Regions from separate parts of the Mus musculus genome. Here region 2 is linked to region 1. The links are chromatin loops, found by intact Hi-C in ENCODE. Cell type or tissue: gastrocnemius. All regions are shown on one strand.

Region 1 (5,000 bases):
TGAACCTTGACCCTGCCTTACCCCAGACTCTTAGCTGAAGCATAAAAACAGAAACTATCAACATACTAGAAGAAAACTGGCAGTACCTTTGCAACTTGGCAAGAGACAATTCTTATAAAACACAGAAAGTGAAAACCACAGAGGAAAAAAGAGAAAGAAATTGCAAAATGAGACTTCACCAAAAGCGATGGGGACACACTTATGCTTATTTAAAAAAAAAAGAAAAAAGAAAGAAAGAAAAGAAAAAAAAACATGATTAACAAAAGGAATGGCCAAGCCACAGACTGAAATAAACTCCTTGCAAAGCATACATCTGACAAAAGACCAATATCCAGAAGTAATGAGGAAGAGTTGAGCCGTCCAATTTGAAAATGAGCAACAGATTTGAGAAAGATATTTTACAAAGGAAAAATACATGAATAGCTGGGAAGGTCATGAAAATGTGCTGGGCCACATTAGTCATCAGACAGATGCAAAATTAAAGCCAGAGTGAAATAGCACCCACACCCCCACCGCCAGAATGACTAACATTTAAGACTGACAGCAGCAGATGCCAGTGTGAACGCACACCACTGCACACTGCCGCTGGGACTGAAGCCGGATGGCTGCTGTGGGTGAAGATGTAGAAGTTTCTCCCGGAACTAAATAGACACCAAGGGTCTAGGTGCTCCCATGAGACAGATGAAGCAGCTCTCATGAAAGACCAGGATAAGATGTTCATCACGGAGGCCCAACCAGAGGAAACAGGAAAATGTCAAAGCCACAGAAGGGTCGGGCGGAGAGTAGGACCCAGCATGGAACACGCCATGGGGACCCACAGTACTGAGCGACTCTGCCAACATTCGAACTGGATAAAGGAACCCAGGGTGGGAAGTTCCCTGGAGGATACAAAGGCAGCAGCTGTATAGGAAGGGACAGGGGACTGTCCAGGTGATGTCAGTGTTCCATGTTGTGGCTGCAGTTGGAACACACGGTGCATTTACCTGTAAAAAATCACAGGATGGCATGCACAGCATCCAGGAGACACAGAAATGTGGAGAGAGAACCACAGTGGCTAACGATCCATGAGCAGAGGGAGGAGAGGTCATGAGTACTGGTACCTGCAACTTATTAAAACTGCCTCAGTCACCCGGCATGGTGGCACTTGTCTTTGACATCACCCTTTGGGAGATGGAGGTAGAAGGATTAGAAGTTCAAGGCCAACTTTAGCTACAGGAGATTGAGGGTTGCCTGGGCTACATGAGACTCCGTCTCAAAGACAAATTAATTAGTCAACCAAATATGTCTGAGGAGAGCCTGATTGCTGGTGGACAGATGCACACCTAACAAGGAACACTCACGGTAGGGTCCAGCAGGTGGGTGTGTGGGCAGGGTTTCACCGTCTGTCTTCTTGTTTGAAATGTTTTCAGAAAGTTAGAAAATTGGGGCCTGAGCTAGTAAAGAAGTTCTATTGCCTACTGAATGGGCACCTGGGTTCAATCCCAGTGCCATGTAAAAGCTAGGTATGGCTGAACATGCATGTGTATACAGCCACACACACACACACACACACACACACACACACACTCACACACACAAGTCATTTTTGAAAACCAAGGTAATAAACAATACCGGAAGACAACGTTGACCTCCACGCCCGCTCACTGACCACACACACACACACACACACACACACACACACACACACACACACAAGTGGGCTGGAAAAACTTGAGAGATTGAAACACTTCAAACAAAACCTAGGAAAATACAGTACAGAAAGAGTCAGGGGGCACCAGCCTCCTCCCCCGGGTGCCATAGGCTGGGATTGGAATTCAGTGGCTCCTTCTTATTATTTCCTGAGGGTCTCCTCTTGCCGCTTCCCTCCCCTTCAGCCTAATCAAGTTGTACTGGCAGCTCTGCAGCAGCATGCAGCCCTTCTGCAGAGCCAAGGAAAGCAATACCCAAGTACATGGGCTTTTAAGAGCTTGCACCGCCCCCTGCTGGACAAAAAGATCCCTGCAGCTGCCTCTCTATTTCCTGCAAGTAGAGAGTTAGCCCTTGCTGGGCCACCAACACCCTGCAAATAGACAGTGTTGATCAATAGGCTTTGCCTGTCTATAGAACACACCCACCACGTCCACAGTGACTATCCAGGTCCTTGAGGATGGTCCTTGCCCACCAACACAGGTCACAAACGCAGACCAAGGCTACCCTCTCCAGGCAGGACACCAATCCCCAACCCTTTCTCGCCACCTTGGGCTGGGACACCAGGCAGAACCCTGAATCTGTAAGGTATACCTTCTTCTTCTTCTTCTTCTTCTTCTTCTTCTTCTTCTTCTTCTTCTTCTTCTTCTTCTTCTTCTTCTTCTTCTTCTTCTTTTTGTTTGCATGAATGTCTGTGCATGGTGTGTGTCTGTCTGGTACCCTCAGAAGCCAGGAGGAATCATTAGAGTTACAGATGGTTGTGAGCTGCCATGTGGGTGCTGGGGATGAAAACTGGGTCCCCTGCAAGAGCCTTAACTGCTGAGCCATCTCTCAGGTCCTGGAGTACTCTCTTCATTATTGATAGCTATGTCCTGTGACATACACCACACATGTCAACACACACGTGGCTGGGAGCCCTGAACTGGAGAGACCGTCGCCTAGGACACCGGCTGGCCTTATCCAAGTCCAGACTGAGGGCTTCCCAGGATGAGCATGGGGCAAACAGAACAGAGTCAGAGGCCATTTCTTTCCCACCCATTTCCACAGCACCCCTCTCCACTCACACCCTCCTTGGCTCTAACGTCAGAGCCTTTGTTTTTGAGGTCCTCTCTGCCCATGGCTTTTGAACTGTTGGTTTTCTCTGGCTGTTCAAGCCCCCAAGTCAGTCCACCCCTCAGTTGTAGGAGCTTCTAATAACTCCCCATAAACACACACCACCGCAGCCTGGGGAGCTCGGTCAGCAATGTCTTGCAAACAGGATGACCCGAGTTCAAAATCTCAGAACCCTGGTAAAGAGCCTGGTATGGTGACGTGTGCAGTTTCAGCCCAGGTGGGTCCTCAGAGCTCGATGGCCACCTGGCCTACACAACAAGCTCCAGGCTGTTAAGCGACTCTGTCTCAAAACATGTGGTGGGTGGTGCCTGAAGAACAATAGCCAAGGCTGTCCACTGGCTTCTACATGTGCGCACACACACACATACAGACACCACATCTCCTGCTCAAACCCATGTGACAGGCAATGCTGAAGGAATCAAGTGGCCAGGTGGTGTGCTATTCTCCACTCTTCATTGTAAGCTTCAAACCCAGGCGGGTGCTGTGAGGGTAACAACTGTCCACGGAGCAGGAGAAAGTACCGACAGGATAGATCAAATAAGGATCTAATAACCAGCATATATAAAGAGCTCCCTCAACTCAATAACAAAGCAACTTGACTCAAAAATGGGCAGAGCCTGGTGTGAAGGCACACACCTGTAATCCCAGCACTTGATAGGCGGAGGCAGGACCATCAGGGGTTCAAGGCCACCTCAACTATTACTAGTCTTATAACCAGCCCAACACCAGCTACACAGGGAGAATGGTGTCCCCCACAAACGCCTACCACCCCAGACTCTTACTCTGGTACTCTCACACCCCATATCCCCATACCCCTACCACCCCATACGTCTATCCCCCCCCAACACAGAGAGCAGTGTCTGGGAGAAAAGGCTCTTGGGCAAGCTATATGGCTCAACTGGTAAAGGTGCTTGTCACTAAGCCTGATGACGTGAATTCTGTTTCTGCACCCAAATGATGGAAACAGAGAACAGATTTCTTCAAGTTGTCCTCTGACCTCCACACGTGTCAGGGCAAATGTACACAAACACAGATAGACTCTTTTTTTTTTTTTTCTTGAAAGGAAAAAAAAAAAAGGAAAGGCTTTTTGTGGATAGAATGTGGTGGCTTAAGTTGTGATCATCCCAGCTGCCCAGAGGCCTTAAATATCCTCATTTTTAGAAAGGCAGAGGGAGATCTGAGAGAAGCCGGTCACGAGACAGCAGAGGCAGAAGCCAAGAAAGCCGACGCTGCTGGAGCCACCAGGAGCTGGGAAAGCATTGGGCCAAGAGCTGCTTGGAGCTTCAGAAGGAGCTAGCCCTGCCCAGCTCGTTCTGCTTCTGATTTCTGACCTGCAGAGCTAAGCAAAGTCACAGCAATCCATCAGTCACAGCTGGAGCCCGCCAGAGGCTCTGCGGCCAGCCCAGAGGTGGGAGATGAGAGGACTGAATGGGGCAGTGAGCCTCCAGAGAGCCCCGGTTGTCTGCCTGCCCCGTGGCAGAGAAGACCTGGGACCCTGGTGTCTCACTACACAAACCAGACCCCAGCCAGGAGCATACATCCAATGCCAGGGCAGTTGGACCCTTGCAGAGAGCCATGTGTGGATTCCTTACTGGGCAGTGTCTCCCATGATCCCTGTCTGTGACTGCCCCATTGGCCTAGCCTTTCTCACCCTCCCTGTCCTCTCCTTGTCCCCTGGCTGAGTAGAAAGCTCCCTTTTAGAGAGTCAGCCTCTCTCTCTCTCTCTCTCTCTCTCTCTCTTTCTCCCCACCCCGTGCTGAAACACAAGCGCTTGGAACAAGATAAAACTGCTTAATTTCTAAGAGCCACAAAGCCAATCCAGAAGACTGAAAAGAGAAACCACGCCGACCCTTGGCTGAGAACGCAGCATCCCGTGCCTCTGGGGCCTGTCTCTGCTCAGTGACTCATGCCAGCCCTGCTGAGGAGCCTGAAGCATTTGCCTGGGGAAATCTCTGAGAGGACCCCGGGCCAGCCCCACAAGGTGGGAGGGGGAGCGGAAAGGAAAAGAAAGGACAGGGCAGAGCTAAGGATGCCCACTCAAGCCCTGAACCTCTTCCCTGCGGCTAGAAGGTCCCATGGCCCCAACCAGGGCAAGACCACACCCTTGACCACACCTCCTGGGCAGCAGGGCTGGACCGGCTTCAGCCACCAGTCCTTGGGGCATCCAGCCAGCCAGGTCTCCATCCACTGGAGTGCCCTGG
Region 2 (5,000 bases), 120 kb before region 1:
AAACGAGTGTCCCTCAAGAGCAAAGTGCATGGACCTGAAATAACGCAGTCCCCAGGAGCAGGGGTGGCAGGGGACTGGGGATGGAGCCATGCCAACACTCGGTCCCGGGCTTCCGAATGGTGAGAGTGTACACTAGTATTGTTCCAGGGTGTCTGGATTGCAGTCACTTGCCACAGGAGCTTGGGGACATTAAAGCACACAGAGAGGGACCCTCCCCTTTCCTGATTCCTGTACACAAAACTGGTTGGCTCAGCCAGCCTCCTGGGACCACACATGGTTTAGTTCTCTTGGAATAACATTATTATAAATGGCCAGTTACCAGGGTCTCACATAATAAAATTTAGATTTGTATTTATGTGTATATGTGTCTGCCACATGTGTGCAGGTACCACCAGAGGCCAGAAGAGGGCGTCAGATGTCCCACAAGCTGGATTACAGGCAGTGGGTGTGGCTAACTTTTCACCACTGGGCTGCTGATTCCTAATTCTGGATCTCACACAGTCCTATAGCTTCCTTCCACTGGGAGCCTCTACTCCCGTGCTCCCCTCACCACCTTTAATGGACCAGACAGGTCTTGCCAAAGAGAACTCCAGAAAAAAAGTTTGTATTTGAAACATTTATTTCAGGAAATACATTTCAACACTTTGTTATTTATACAAAAAAAAAAAAAGAGAGAGAGAGAGAGAGAGAGACTTTTCTGCCCCCCCACCAGGAAGCCCCCAGCAGAGGGCCACGTGGACCGGCCTGGTGAGACGAACAGTTTCAATACCTGGTTACAGAGGCACAAAGTCATCCTGATGACCGGGTTGCTGCTAAATCCCCAGGGTCACTTGGGCTGGTGAAGGCCGGAGTGCCCTGGGTCCAGCGTGCTGGAGATTTCCTTCAAAGTCCTGATTTTGGCAAAAGAACTTGGCAAGCTGGCAAGCGAACTGTTCGGCCACAGGGCATGACGAGGGGCCCTTCCATGCTTGGATGAGGGAGTAGACGCCCAAAGCAGGAAACAATGTTCGTCTCCATCTGTCTGCACCCCACCCCTCCCACTGCACTTCTGGGCTGCAGAAAGCTAGCCCTGGGTCTGTAGAGGCACCTTCCCCAAGCGGGTCCAACCTAACGCACCTCACCAAACTTTCTCCTCAGGGGCAAATGAGAATGGGAGGCAGGCAGGAAGGACACGGCTTTGGTCAGCTGTGCATGGATGGTCCCTAATGTTCCCTCTGAGAGAAGATGAGTGAGCCTGGCTATCCATCTCTGACCCCCTCATCTTTCCCTCTTTAGGGGTATTTTTGATGGGTTCTGGGGCACAGGGCTAGTCTAGGCTCATGTAGACAACAAAATGGTCAGGTTTCTGGCTCCCACCCAGTACAGTCACTGAATCATCAAGGCTTGAGCCTGGGGTGTGTGGGGTGGGACAGGGTGAGGCAGCGGAGCATCAATGTAACCAGAATATCTTGGCCCAAACTGAGGACCACGCGGATATGCCTTCCGCGGCACCTGGGCAGGAGAGCTCCCACACACTCTTATGCCTCCCTTCCACGGCTTCCTCCCTCATGGCTTCGACTCATCTTCTTGCTTTGACCTTCCTTACATTGGGGGCGGGGCTTCCTAACATCGGGGAGCATCTTTCACGCTTCGTCTTTTATAATTAAAGCCCAGTGTAGTAGCGATATCTACAGCACAGGGGAGAGAGAACCCAAGGGCGAGGGAGAAAAGATACCTCCCTCTCTCCAGCACGTCCCTGCTTTTCACCCAAAGGGACATCTGGGAAGAGGTGACTGGCTCTTGTAGATCAAGGCACTTTCTGCTCTGGGACAAGCTCGAGGGGCACGGTTGTCACTTTGTCTAAGTGATTGGCAACTTTGGCTGTGACGCCTCTAGTTCCCTTGAGGGGCAGGCAGCTGAGGGCGCTGTAAGAAACGCCCCCGGAGGGGCAGGTGAGGTTTCAGGAATACCCGGCCAGCTCCATCCTCCTTTGGGGCAGTCTCTAACCTGCTTGAGGCTGCGGCCATGGGGTCTTGTGGTCTAACGGGCTCCTCTGCACCCCCTAGGACTTGGCCCCCACAGGCTTCAGCTTAGAACTCAGAGCGGGGGACGGACACATAGCTCTTCTAACCCCTCAGGGGCTGAGCCCGGGTGGAAATAGAGCACAGAGGCAAGCCCAGGCTTAGCCCCGCCCACCCTGCTGCTGCAGCCAATAAGAGCACACTTGGGAGGTAAACCCTCTCTTGTTACCTGGCAAAGTGTGGGAAGAGATGGATGGAGGCAGGTGACAAGGAGATAATTATATAAAATAAGACAGGGTAGGTGGGTGGGCCAGGGATGATGAAAAGATCTGGGGGTGGGGTCCAGGGGCGGGACGCATCTACATCTCCTGGGCTTCCGGCTCCTTCTCGATCCCGTTGGCCATGGCGCTGTTGCCCTCGTTGAGGCGTTTCACTCGGTAGGCTTCGAAGTGGATGTTGCTGGTGATGTCTTTGATGTTTTGCATGTGCGTCCTGCAGGGAACATGGCCAGCATTGGGGGGGAGGGGGTGACCACTTAGCCTGCCTGGGATGACAACCGCCTGCCCCTCCTGGCTCTTAGAGCCATCCTGCAGGCTCTCTGTGCATACCCAGCAAAACCAGGTGGCGTTCACTCGCTCTCTGGTAACTTTAGACCTTCTGTGGCCTCACATTCTAACCCGTACCCCCGTCTCTGTGTTCACATTGGCTAGTCAGGGGCCTGCACAAGGATGGAGAACTGGGCACTAAAAACACAAAGCTGTGGAAGGTCTCAAGGCCTTCTTCACCAGTGAGCAGGACTTGGGTATTCGTGCTCCAAGACAGAAATTCATGCTGTGGCCAGCAGGAGGCAGCAGATGACCACAGTCCCCAGCGCTGCCTACCCTGACATTCCTAAACTGACTTTTTAAACAAAGTTTCTTTTTGCAGGTGGGAGCCAGAGCCTTAAAGCCTGCCAGGCAACTTCTATCTATGGCCCACACTGCAGACCTCCCCTCCTCTTTACTTTGGGAAGGGGAGTGGGAAAGGTGAGGAGCCCGGAAGGCTTTATTCCTGGAATCCCCACCCCAGGCCCTCAGACAGTCCTGCCTGGCAGGACTTTTTCTACTAATGTATATTAATCACACAAATGAATTTTTTCTTTTAGTTTGTTAGTTTTGTTTGGGACATATAGTCCAGGCTGTGCTGTGTGGACAGTAGCCATAGCTGAATCTAGCATGTTTAGCCCACTGGGGACCGGATGGAGCCCCTCTCATCCTGGTGACTTCGAAAGGTTAGAAAGAATCCTCATTTCTTCATCCATTCCCAGGTTTCTGTTAGCTTGTTTTCAGCTCAGTTCCCGAGAACAGGGCTGACATCAGGCGGCCAGGGTGGGGCCTTTCCCGCCCATCTACCACCACCAACCCCCAGAGCCGGTCCTCCCAAGGGGCCTTCAGAGCTGACTCACCTGATAAGGAGATCCCGCAGGTAAGCAAATTCACAGTGAGTGGTATTCTCAACTAAGGAAAAGAGAAGGAGAGATGATCAGTGGGGAGGAAGCCCCTCCTCTCCTCCCCGGGAAAGCCAACAGCTTCCAGAAAGCCCCGCCCACTGGGCAGGATGATTGACAGCCACTCGATGGTTTCGGAGTCAACAGGGAGACTCGCCTCTAGTGTGTCTATGAGAGGCTCAGCTGAGGGAAGACCCACAGGGAATGTGGGCAGCACTATCCTGTGGGCCGAGTTTTCCCAGTTGAATAAAAAAGAAAGTGAACTGAATTCCAGCATTTATTTATCTGCTTCCTGACTGCGGATACACAGCGATCAACAGTCTATTGTCGTGCCGCCATGACACCCCAGCATGATGGACTGCACCCTGGAACCGTGAGCCCAAATAAACCCCTCATTCCTTGTGTTCTGGACTGGGGTGAGTTCTGTTGGCTTCTCTGACCCAGTTTCTCAATAAAATGAGCAAATGACTCAGTAGATAAGGGCATTTGCCGCCAAACCCAATGACTGCAGTTTGATTCCCAGAACCACACAGTAGAAGGTGAGAGCCAACTCTTGCAAGCTGTCGTCTTACTACTACATCCGTGTTTTGGCATGTGCGTGCCCTCTCCCTCCAATAAAGTAAATAAGTTAATAAATAAATGTAAGAGAAATTTAAACGGGAGATCAGCATGGCTTGGACCTTAAGGGCACAAAAGACCAAATGAGCCAAGGATGTATTCTGACTTTGTGACGCTTTTGAGGAACCAAGTAGCTTTCCATCCTCCAGGTAGTACTCTGGCCACCTTCCAAGGATGGAACAGACACTTCAGATGGTGCGTACCAAGGATTAGGAGTAGGCCCCATTGGATGGGACTTAGTAAGTTATGAACTCACAGGGTCCCTGATAGGAACTTGCACCAGGTTCACTTTACAAGGATGCTGGATGTGGGAACGACCACCAGGGGGCGTACCCAGAGGCTGCCTGGATCCTTAGCTGGGAACAGTAATCTAACCTGGCTAAATGAGTTCTCATTGAGTGCATGCAGTACCCAAGTTGGCCATCAGGGGCCAGAAGAGACACGTTAGTATCCAATGCCTCTCCTAGAGTCCCAGGGCTTTTACCCCAAACTTTACTCCTCCAAACCTTGCCTTGCATATTCCTGGAGAGGATTTAGAGGATGAGGAAGACATCAAAGATGGGAAGGAACGACTGAGGGGAACCAAGCTGAGGACAAGCTATTGAGAGAACAGCTTCAGAGAGGCCCCTAGAGTCACTTCTGGGGTCAACACCTGACATTGAGGGGAGTGCTACAGGAGGCCACGGGCACCAAAACCACCCAGAGACTGTCCCCAGGACACCCCACCTGGCAGACCCACAGGAGGGCACAGTAGGGGAAGGGAGGGGCTGGAAGACAGGCCCTCTTCAGCGGTCACCTCAGAAAGACCAGGCAACAATTCCAACTCCAGGGTCTCCAGTGCAAGGCTTCACGTGGCATGCCAGACCACCTCCCAGTATGGAGCCCTGGCTGTCCAT

The links. Hi-C counts contacts between places; a loop is a spot of excess contacts. Peaks named below come from ENCODE experiments on the same cell type or tissue, not always from the same donor. Only the 100,000 strongest peaks of a DNase experiment are listed, where the experiment ranks them.
Region 2: it touches region 1 in a loop (8-fold over the local background); 42 of 42 quality-filtered maps call a loop at or near these places.

Annotation. Positions count from the first base shown.
Region 1 is chr11:117,235,328-117,240,327 of GRCm38, reverse strand. It overlaps a transcript of Septin9 not described here. Among named protein-coding and RNA genes, the nearest start is that of Gm39478, 28 kb to the left of the region's middle. In gastrocnemius, a CTCF peak has its summit at 1,989 (motif pointing left); DNase peaks (open chromatin) are centred at 1,977, 4,079, 4,757 and 4,981; H3K4me3 peaks cover 912 bases; H3K27ac peaks cover 2,627 bases.
Region 2 is chr11:117,357,915-117,362,914 of GRCm38, reverse strand. It overlaps Septin9 (septin 9), which reads right to left. Exons shown (of 11, transcript NM_001113487.1): 10 at 3,445-3,496; 11 at 590-2,492. The coding sequence ends at 2,360. Among named protein-coding and RNA genes, the nearest start is that of Gm51932, 25 kb to the right of the region's middle. In gastrocnemius, CTCF peaks have their summits at 389 (motif pointing right), 2,850 (motif pointing right) and 4,440 (motif pointing right); DNase peaks (open chromatin) are centred at 3,452, 3,556, 4,478, 4,850 and 2 more places.